Regions from separate parts of the Homo sapiens genome. Here regions 1 and 2 are each linked to region 3. A link is a contact called in ENCODE Hi-C or POLR2A ChIA-PET data. All regions are on one chromosome and are shown on one strand. The core of a region is the stretch at or near the end of the contact, and the rest is flanking DNA. Distances in the headings are between cores, read along the strand shown. Region 1 overlaps MAD1L1 (mitotic arrest deficient 1 like 1). Region 2 overlaps MAD1L1 (mitotic arrest deficient 1 like 1). Region 3 holds the start of SNX8 (sorting nexin 8).

Region 1 (3,215 bases), core at 4-2,503, 390 kb after region 3:
TCTACTAAAAACACAAAACGCCAGGCGTGGCGGGAGGGTGTCTGTAGTCCCAGCTACAGGTACTATAGATGCTGAGGTGGGAGAATCGCCTGAACCTGGGGGATGGAGGTTGCAGTAAGCCAAAATCACACCATTGCACTCCAGCCTGGGCAACAGAGATAGACCCTGTCTCCAAAAAGAAAAAAAAAAAAAGAATTAGTCAAATTCAAAAAAAAGGTATCAAGGTTTTATTTTTTACTGAAATTACACTGAAGTTATAGGTTAATCTAGTGGAAGAATCTTTGGCTTTCCAGCGTCTGTGTCTGAGCAGGGAAGGGCGCCTCAGGGCCGCCTCCCTCACCGATACCACGTCTCAGACCCGCAGCGTGCCGGGGTTCCCTTTGCAGGCTCCGGTCCAGGCAGGAGTGTGTCATCTGGGCTGCCATCTGCTGGGCAGGGGTCCTGAGTCCCCACTGCTGGCTCCAGGCCGCCTCTCCGCCCTCTTCCCACCTCCCCACCCTCTCTTTGGGTTGCCTGTCTCGTCGTCTCCAGGGCTCAGAGCCGAGCTTTGCAGGAGGAGCAGGGAACATGAATCTGCACCCTTTTCTGTCTGGACCGGATGTCCCGTGAATCTTTTTTATTCAGTCAATGAAGATTAGGGTTTTTTGCTGTCGGTTTTTAAATGGATACACAGTGTTCGTGCATCGTTATGGGGTGTAGGTGATGTTGTCTTGCATGCCCAGAATGGGCAGTGGCCACACAGGGGTATTTGGGGTATCCGTCACCTCATGGACTGGTCATTTCTAAGTGTTGGGAAGACCTCCTGTCCTCTCTTCTCACTGTTTTAAAGTAGACAGCACATGTGGCTGACTGTAGTCCGCCCCCACTCGGCTGTGGAACGTGAGGTCTTACTCCTTCCATCTGGCTGTGCGTCTGTACCCACTGACCAGCCTCCGTTCATCCCCGCCCACCCCACACCTGCACCCTCCTTCTCCCCCAACTCCATGCGATGGGTTCCCCCCGCTCCCGTGGGTGAGAGCGTGCAGCGGGTCTTCCTGTTTTAACCACTTCCCTTGGTGCCTCTGAGGAATCGCTGGGTCCACAACACAGTGTGAGGCTGCCACGGCAGCCGAGTCTCCCCGACTTTCTCTGCCCCTGCTCCTCCCACACACTGTCGCTGCTCCATCTGCAGACAACACAGCCCCGGGCGAGCTTACTGGGCAGGGTTCTGCCGAAACACAGAACTCGTAGAATGTGTGTACACACGCACATGCACACGCACGCACGCACGCACACGGAGATGCTTGTTACAGGGAGTTGGCTCACGCAATGACAGGCAAGTCCCGAGAGCTGCAGGGTTGGGGGCAAGCCGGGGACCCAGGAGCACTCATGTACTGGGGAAGGACAGGGATGCTGGGCCCACACAGCCCCGGCTTCTGACTCTGGGGGTTGCTGTCTCCTAACGCTGCTGCAGCCCTGCTGTGCGCCCTCCTGGGGACCTCCGTGTCACTGGGGACCTCCGTGTCACTGGAGCTGTTGGCACTGGCCCTCTATAAGCGTTGGGTGGACTGGAGGAGGGGTGTGGGTAAGGCTGACTCCGCCCTGCCACCCCTGGGCACTTTGCAACTTCAGCTCCCTCCCCAGAGTCATCTGCAGTTTCTTTTTGTTGATCAAAGTTAAATTTCAGTTCCAAAGCAAAGTTGCTCCTGAGCTGATGGAGGAGGGGTTGCCACACACTGTCAGCTGTTTTGGACTTGGGCCATGGTCCCAGCTCTGCACCAGCAGCCATGTGACCTTGGGTTCAGCTCTCTCAGCTCTGACATGTGGCTCACTCCAATCACGGTCATTGTGGAGGGTGTGTTTATAGCAGAGGCACCGCTGGCCCATGATGTGTGCTCAGCATGATGGTGATGGCGACGATGGCGGCTGTGGCCTGAGCCCATTGGCCTCTGGGCCCGTGCAGGAGCCCATTTGGTAGAAGCTGAGCCAGGCTGGTGGGTAGAGAAACAAAAGTGGCTCCCAATGAGCCCATTCCCCAGTGCGGTCCTCCCTTTGTGTGGTAGGTCCCCAGCGAGGACGGCAGGCTTGGCTTTACAGTTCTGCCTTCAGTGCCAGCCACCTGGACCTCCTGCACCAGGTCAGGGAGAGAAGGCAGAGGAGACCTTGCAGGCTGCAGGTGTCCCTGGCTCCAACACACCGTGTGTCCATCTGAGGCCGGGGCAGCCGTGTTGGACGGCCTGGGAGCCTGAGGTCAGAAGGCTTGGATGGAGGTCCTGCTCCACGTCGTAACAGTTGGGGGTCTGGGTGGACCCTTTTCTCTCTGCATCTCAGCTTCCCCATTTGAGAAACGGGACCACCGGCCCAGGTCCTGGGGCAGTTGTGAGCGTCTGTCCCCGCACCAAGGGTGAGCGTGACAGGCGGACGATCTCTGCAGACTCCTGGGACTGAACGATAGGAGGAGGTCCCTGTCCTTGCTGGGGAGGGGCCGGATCACGGCGGCATGGGCCGGAGGGAACTGCCCTGCTGGCAAGAGCCGCCAGAGCCTGGGGTGACCCAGAGACAGGACGGGTGTTGGAAGGATCAGTGCCCCTGCCCTGCCACGTGCTCTCACCCTGTGCACTCATTGAGGCGCCCTGTAGAGAGGGGAGGGGAGGGGAGGGGGGCTGGGGCCAGGAGTAGCCACAGCACCAGTCGCCCTGGGGCCGGGAGCTGTGGTCTCCTCAGGTGGGCCCAAGTGCAGTCCAGGTGGGGCAGTGGCCTCAGAGCACAGTGGCTTTGCTGAAGGCTGGCTGGCACTCCAGTTAAACACCCTAGGCCCTTCTCTCCATGCTGTTCTTTGGTGTTGGTGTTGGGTAATAAAGGCCAGCACCATTAATTAGGTGTGTAATTAGAGTTGTAAAGGAATCATGGGATTTAATCACAGGGTTTGCAGGTGAGCGGGGTAGAGGAAGGGTACCACCCTCTGTGCTGGGCACACCCGCCTGGCTGCCTGCAAACAGATCCTCCCTGGACTGGGCGCCCCCCATGCCGTGGACCCGGCCTGGGCCTCGGAGCTCCTGGGCAGTGCGGAGGGCTGAAGCACCGTCCCCAGTGGCGTGACTGCGGTTGTGTGTTGGGAACATGCTCGGGGGCCCCAAGACGGAGCCGAGGGAGGATCCAGACAGACGCTCCCAGAACCAGGTTCTGCAGCACCAGTGAGAAGTCAGCAGAGGTGTGGGGAGGGGACTGCGCTGGGG
Region 2 (3,225 bases), core at 58-2,557, 350 kb after region 3:
GTGCTTTCCATCACTGTAGATTGGCGGGCGGCTGTCGAGTCTTCTGGGCATGGCGTTGGTCCTGGAGCATGTGGTCTCCCTCTTTTTGCTTCTTCCACGCAGCATGGCTGGTTGGGGGAGAGATCACTGTGCACACAGCTGTGTTGTCTTCACTGCTGAGTTGTGTTCTGTCGTATGGAGACACCAGTTTATACGTTCCCTTGCGATGGACATTTGGAGTTTTTCTGGTTTTTGGCTATTCTGAAACTGCTGGATATTATAAATAAAGTCCCATGTAGAAATCGACTTCGTTTTCTTTCAGGTAAACGCCTAGTGTGGAGTGGCTGGCGGTCACGTGTGTAACGTGTTCCGAGGTTGCCCGTCTTCCAGAGTAGTTGGTGTGCAGCTTCTCCTCACCAGCATGCAGCACAGTCTTTTTCCTTAGTCCCTCTTTTATTTTTTTAAATGTTTCTTTTACAGACAGGGTCTTGCTCTGTTGCCCAGGCTGGAGTGCAGTGGTGGGATCATAGCTGCCTGCAGCCTCTGACTCCTGGGCTCAAGTGATCCTCCCACCCCAGCCTCCTGAGTAGCTGGGACTACAGGTGTGCACCACCACACCCGGCTAGTTTTTTAAAGGTTTTCATTTAGGCTTTCTAATAGGTTGGCAGTCATGTCTCACTGTGGCCTTTTATTTTTTATTTCACAAATGACTAATGATGTTGAACATCTTTTCATTCAGCTCACTTGTCATCTGTAGATCTTCTTTGGTAAAGCACCTGTTTTTTTGTCCATTTTAAAATTTGATTATTTTTCTTACTGTTGAGTTTGGGAGAGCTCTTTATATGTTCTGGATACAAGGCCTTTATCAGATTATTTGCTTTCCAAATATTTTCTCCCAGTCTGTGTCTTGTCTTTTCGTTCTTTCATCAGGTATTTTGAAGAGAAGTTTTTTTATGATAAAGTCCAATTTTTCAATGTTTTCTGTTATATATGATCCTTTGGATATTAGTCCATTTTCATGCTGCTGATAAAGACATACCCGGACTGAGTAATTTATAAAGAAAAAGAGATTGAATGGACTCACAGTTCTACATGGCTGGGGAGGCCTCACAATCATGGCAGCAGGCAAAAGGCACATCTTACATGGTGGCAGACAAGAGAGAATGAGAGCCAAGCCAAAGGGGAAACCCCTTATAAAATCAGATCTTGTGAGACTTATTCACGACCACGAGAATGGTATGTGGGAAACCATCCCTGTGATTCATTATCTCCCACCGTGTCCTTCCCACAATAGATGAGAATGGTATGGGGGAAACCGCCCTATGATTCATTATCTCCCACCACATCACTCCCACAACACGTGAGAACGGTATGGGGGAAACCGCCCTGTGATTCATTATCTCCCACCACAGGCCTCCCACAACACACGAGAATGGTATGGGGGAAACCACCCTGTGATTCATTATCTCCCACCACGTCCCTGCCACAACACACGAGAATGGTATGGGGGAAACCGCCCTGTGATTCATTATCTCCCACCATGTCCCTCCCACAACACACGAGAATGGTATGGGGGAAACCGCCCTGTGATTCATTATATCCCACCATGTCCCTCCCACAACACACGAGAATGGTATGGGGGAAACTGCCCTCTGATTCATTATCTCCCACCATATCCCTCCCGCAACACATGGGGATTATGGGAGCTACAATTCAAGATGAGATTTGGGTGGGGACACAGCCAAACCCTATCAGGTATCATAGCTAAGAAATCTTTGGCTGTCCCAAATTTACAAGATTTTCTCCTGTATTTTCTTTTAATAACTTTGTAACTTTTGGTTCAGGATTGAGCAGGATTTTCATTTATTGTACAAGATTTTAATTCTTTATTTCCCCCAAGAACACCCAGTTGTTCCAGAACCATTTGTTGAAGAGTTTGTCCTTTCTACGCTGAATTGCCTTCATATATTTTTCAAAAATTGGTTGTGTTTGTGCTCCTATTTCTGGACTCTGTTTTGTTTGATCGGTCTGTCTGTCTTGCAGACCAGTACTGCACTGTTGTGATTACTACGGCTTTAACGTAGTTGGTGAAATTAGGTAGCCCCTCCTTTTTCATTGTCAATGTTGTTTTCTCTATTCTAGGTCCATTACATCTCCATATGAATTTTAGAATCAGCTTGCCAATTTGTACAAAGAAGCCTGTGGGATTTTGACTGAGGTTGCTGATTCTGTGGATTAATTTGGGGGAGAAGTGCGTTCCCAACACCCAGAGTCTCCCAGCCTGTGGACAAGGCCTCTCTCTCTCCCTGTGTGGAGGTTGCCCTGGAGCTCTCTTCACAGTGCTCGGAGCTTGTCACGTGCAGGTTTTTCTTGGCCTGTTCCGTTCCATCTCTGTGTATTTCATGGTGTTGGATGCTTTTGTCAGTAGTATTTTCCAGATGACTTTCTGGTGCTGATTGCTAGTTTAATTCCATGATGGTCCTATAACATAGTTAGAATTATGAAATTCCTAAATAGACTGAGCCTTCTTTTATGGTTTAGCATGAGGTCTTCTTGGTACATAGTTCAAGTGCTCCTGAAAAGACTGGGTCTCCTGCTCTTAAGAGTCGAAGCATTTATCCAGGTGAAATAGGTCAAGTTGGCTGATCATGTGGTCCTTGTCCTCCTGATTTTTTGCCCGTTGTTCTATCAGCTATTGAGAGAGGGATACTGAAGTCTCAGATTGTCATTGAGGACCCGTCTATTTCTCCCTGCATTTCTGGCTGGTTTTGCTTCATTTGTTTTGCAGCTCTTTTATTAGCACACACATGTTTAGGATTATTATTTTCCTTTGATTAATCAATCTCTTTATTATTATAAGTTACCTTCTTGGTAATAATATGTGCTCTGAAATTTACTATTTCTGGTATTAGTAGCGTCTCTGGCTTTCTCTTGCTGGTTTTCTTAGTGATGGCATGTTATGTCTTTTTGCATCTTTGTATTTAAAGTGCATTATTGTCAGCGGTGTCTGATTGGGTGTTGCTTTTTAATCCAGTTTGAGTGTCTGCCTTTTAATTGTGGTAGTTAGGCTACTTACATCTAATTTGTTTATGATATAATTAGTTTTGATCTTGTCATTTGACTGTTTTCTACTCATCTGTCTCTTCTTCATTTCTGTTTCCTTTTTTTTTTTTCTTTTTACCTTTTTTCAATCCACTTTGGTATTTTTCTGATTTTGTTTTATTTCCTTTTTTGGCATCTTAGCTA
Region 3 (3,180 bases), core at 66-2,565:
AAGTGAGTGAGTGGGTGAATGAATGAATGCAGGATGCAGTGAGTGAGTGACTGAATGAATGCAGAATGCAGTGAGTGGGTTGGTGAATGAATGAATGCAGGATGCAGTGCGTGAGTGGGTGAATGAATGTACGAAGAAGCAGTAAGTGAGTGAGTGAGTGAATGGATGAATGAATGCAGGATGCAGTGCATGAGTGAGTGGGTGGATGAATGAATGCAGGATGCAGTGAGTGAGTGGGTGAATGAACGTATGAAGAAGCAGTAAGTGAGTGAGTGAGTGAATGGATGAATGAATGCAGGATGCAGTGCATGAGTGAGTGGGTGGATGAATGAATGCAGGATGCAGTGAGTGAGTGGGTGAGTGGGTGAATGAATGCAGGATGCAATAAGTGAGTGAATGAGTGAATGCAGGATGCAGAGAGTGAGTGGGTGAGTGGGTGAATGAATGAATGCAGGATGCAGTGAGTGAGTGGGTGAGTGGGTGAATGAATGCAGGATGCAGTGCGTGAGTGGGTGAATGAATGAATGCAGGATGCAGTGAGTGAGTGGGTGAATGAATGAATGCAGGATGCAGTGAGTGAGTGGCTGGATGAATGAATGCAGGATGCAGTGAGTGAGTGGCTGGATGAATGCAGGATGCGGTGAGTGTGTGAGTGGATGAATGAATGTAGGATGCAGTGAGTGAGTGGGTGAATGAATGAATGCAGGATGCAGTGAGTGAGTGGGTGAATGAATGAATGCAGGATGCAGTGAGTGAGTGGGTGAATGATTGCAGGATGCAGTGAGTGAGTGAGTGGCTGGATGAATGCAGGATGCGGTGAGTGAGTGTGTGAGTGGATGAATGAATGTAGGATGCAGTGAGTGAGTGGGTGAATGAATGAATGCAGGATGCAGTGCGTGGGTGAGCGAATGAGTGGGTGAGTGGATGAATGAGGAAGTGCGAGTCAGAAAACCCCAGTGTAACCGGTGAATGAGCGAACAAGGGCGTGACTGGGCGAGGAGAGATGGGAGTGAATGAGGGTGCGGTGGGTGCAGGCTTGCGCCTGAGGTAGTGCACCTGCGAGTCCGGAGGTCCAACCTGAGGGGAGGTAACCTGCGCCACCAGCAGGCTCCGTGTCCACGTGGACGGGGAGGGGCATGTGGGCGTGGCTAGGCGGGTTGTAGGCGTGGCGAGGCCGGGCGAGGAGCGCGGCGGGCCCGCAGGGGCGGACTGTGGGCGTGGCGCGCGGGGGAGGGGGCGTGACCAGGCGGGGTGTGGGCGGGGCGAGGGCGCGGCGCGGCAGGGCTGCGCGGCCGGGTGGCGCGGGAGGAAGTCACGTGGGAGCGCGGGCTCACATGACTGGCCGCGCGATGGACCCGCTGCCCGCGGCTGCAGTCGGGGCGGCAGCTGAGGCGGAGGCTGACGAGGAGGCGGATCCCCCGGCGTCAGGTAGGGCGTGGGGCGGCGGTAGCCCCCACCTGCCCAGGGCGCGCGGCCCGACCACCCCCGGCGGACGGGGCTCAGCCGCCGCGCTTGGTCCCCGACTCGTTTCCTGCCCCCGCGCCCCGCGTTCGGCCCCACGCCCCAGTCCCTCGGAGGTCCCCCTGCCCTCCTGCGCGCCTGTCCTTTGGGGGTCCCCGTGCTCTCTCGCGCCTCCGTCCCTCGGGGTCCCCTGCCCTCCTGCGCCGGGAGAGCCCTGTCCAGGTTACAGCTGGCCGCGTTCCGAGGCGCTTTCCCGGGGCTCTCAGAGGCGTCCTCGGGGACAGTTTCCTCCTCGCCCCGTTCCTGGTGCCCTGCTCTTCTGCCCTGCCTGGTCACGCTGAGCGATGGCACTGGGGGCCACTTCCCCGGACTTGGGCGCCTTTCCTAGCCACATCCTCTCTCCCAAGCTCCTGTCGGTTGTGTGGTCTTGGGCCAGTAATTTCACCTCTCGGGACCTCTGTTTTCTCATCTGTGAACCGAATCTATAGATGTGTAGCTGCTTTTCTCTCTCTTTCAAGTGATCCTCCGCCTTAGCCTCCCAAAGTGCTGGGACTACGGGCGCGTGCAGTTACGCCCGGTAATTTTTTTTATTTTTGTAGAGATGGGATCTTGCTATGTTGTCCAGGCTGGTCTGGAGCTTCTGGCCTCAAGCGGTCCTCCTGCCTTGGCCTCCCAAAGTGCTGGGAGTACGGGCATGAGCCATCGTGCCTGGCCTGTATTTCTGTCTTTTTCTTTTTTCTTTTTCTTTTCTTTTCTTTTTTTTTTTTTTTTGAGACAGATTCTCACTGTCACTCAGGCTGGAGTGCAATGGTGCGATCTCGGCTCATTGCAACCTCCGCCTCCCGGGTTCAAGCGATTCTCCTGCCTCAGCCTCCTGAGTAGCTGGGATTACAGGCATCCACCATGACACTCGGCTAAATTTTGTATTTTTAGTAGAGACGGAGTTTCACCATGTTGGCCAGGCTGGTCTCGAACTCCTGACCTCAGGTGATCCAACCACCTCAGCTTCCCAGAGTGCTGGGATTACAGGCGTGAGCCACCGCGCCTGGCCTCTTGTATTTCTCTTTAAGGGATTTGGGTTAATGAGGCTAAACATGGCTGGGCACGGTGGCTCACGCTTGTAATCTCAGCACTTTGGGAGGCCGAGGCGGGCGGATCACGAGGTCAGGAGATCAAGACCATCCTGGCTAACACGGTGAAACCCTGTCTCTACTAAAAATACAAAAAAAATTAGCCAGGCGCGGTGGCGGGCGCCTGTAGTCCCAGCTACTCGGGAGGCTGAGGCAGGAGAATGGCGTGAACCCGGGAGGCAGAGCTTGTAGTGAGCCGAGATAGCGCCACTGCACTCCAGCCTGGGCGACAGAGCGAGACTCCGCCTCAAAAAAAACAAAACAAAACAAAACAAACGAGGCTAAACATTAGAAGGAATACAGGAGGGTGCCCCTTATTTCTGGATGTTCCTTCCTGTGGTCCTAGCTGCCAGAGAAGAGATGTAGGTGGGTGTTGGTGTGAGTTACGGTTTCTTCTTGGTGGGGGGGGACAAGATTGGGGAATCCCCTTGTGGGGAGGTCTGGCAAGGTGTCGCTGAGGAGGTGATGACTGAAGTGAGCTCTGGAGGGTTGGTAGACAGTTTCTTCGTCGGCGAGAAACGGCAGCGGGGAGCAGGGGAGGGATTGTTGCATTTGGTGGGCATCCTCGATGTGAAGACTGTGTCTAGAA

What was found. A loop is a pair of places that touch in the nucleus more often than their neighbours do. ChIA-PET counts read pairs that join two places held with the same protein, here RNA polymerase II (POLR2A). Pooled maps may share reads with other maps.
Region 1: a loop to region 3 is called in a map of naive thymus-derived CD4-positive, alpha-beta T cell, with 13 times the contacts of the local background. The contact joins the enhancer-like site here to the promoter of SNX8 in region 3. A Hi-C loop is called at or near these places in 1 of 168 maps with a recorded cell type or tissue (naive thymus-derived CD4-positive, alpha-beta T cell), 1 of 37 single-sample maps with no recorded cell type and 8 of 50 pooled maps.
Region 2: a pooled map shows a loop between it and region 3 (7-fold over the local background). The contact joins the enhancer-like site here to the promoter of SNX8 in region 3. A Hi-C loop is called at or near these places in 4 of 50 pooled maps. POLR2A ChIA-PET finds 5 or more read pairs at or near these places in 3 of 52 experiments (H1, OCI-LY7 and WTC11).

Annotation. Positions count from the first base shown.
Region 1 is chr7:1,918,294-1,921,508 of GRCh38, reverse strand. All of the region lies in intron 17 of MAD1L1 (mitotic arrest deficient 1 like 1), which reads left to right. Among named protein-coding and RNA genes, the nearest start is that of MIR4655, 76 kb to the right of the region's middle. Within about 2 kb of position 1,253, at least 6 of the 41 ENCODE cell types and tissues checked have a DNase peak (open chromatin) inside an H3K27ac peak, as active enhancers do.
Region 2 is chr7:1,960,178-1,963,402 of GRCh38, reverse strand. All of the region lies in intron 15 of MAD1L1 (mitotic arrest deficient 1 like 1), which reads left to right. Among named protein-coding and RNA genes, the nearest start is that of MIR4655, 120 kb to the right of the region's middle. RefSeq lists an enhancer at 903-2,102. Within about 2 kb of position 1,307, at least 3 of the 41 ENCODE cell types and tissues checked have a DNase peak (open chromatin) inside an H3K27ac peak, as active enhancers do.
Region 3 is chr7:2,312,576-2,315,755 of GRCh38, reverse strand. It overlaps SNX8 (sorting nexin 8), which reads left to right and starts at 1,315. Exons shown (of 11, transcript NM_013321.4): 1 at 1,315-1,428. The coding sequence starts at 1,335. RefSeq lists enhancers at 210-710, 711-1,211, 2,956-3,085, 3,126-3,180 and silencers at 1,030-1,299, 1,400-1,639.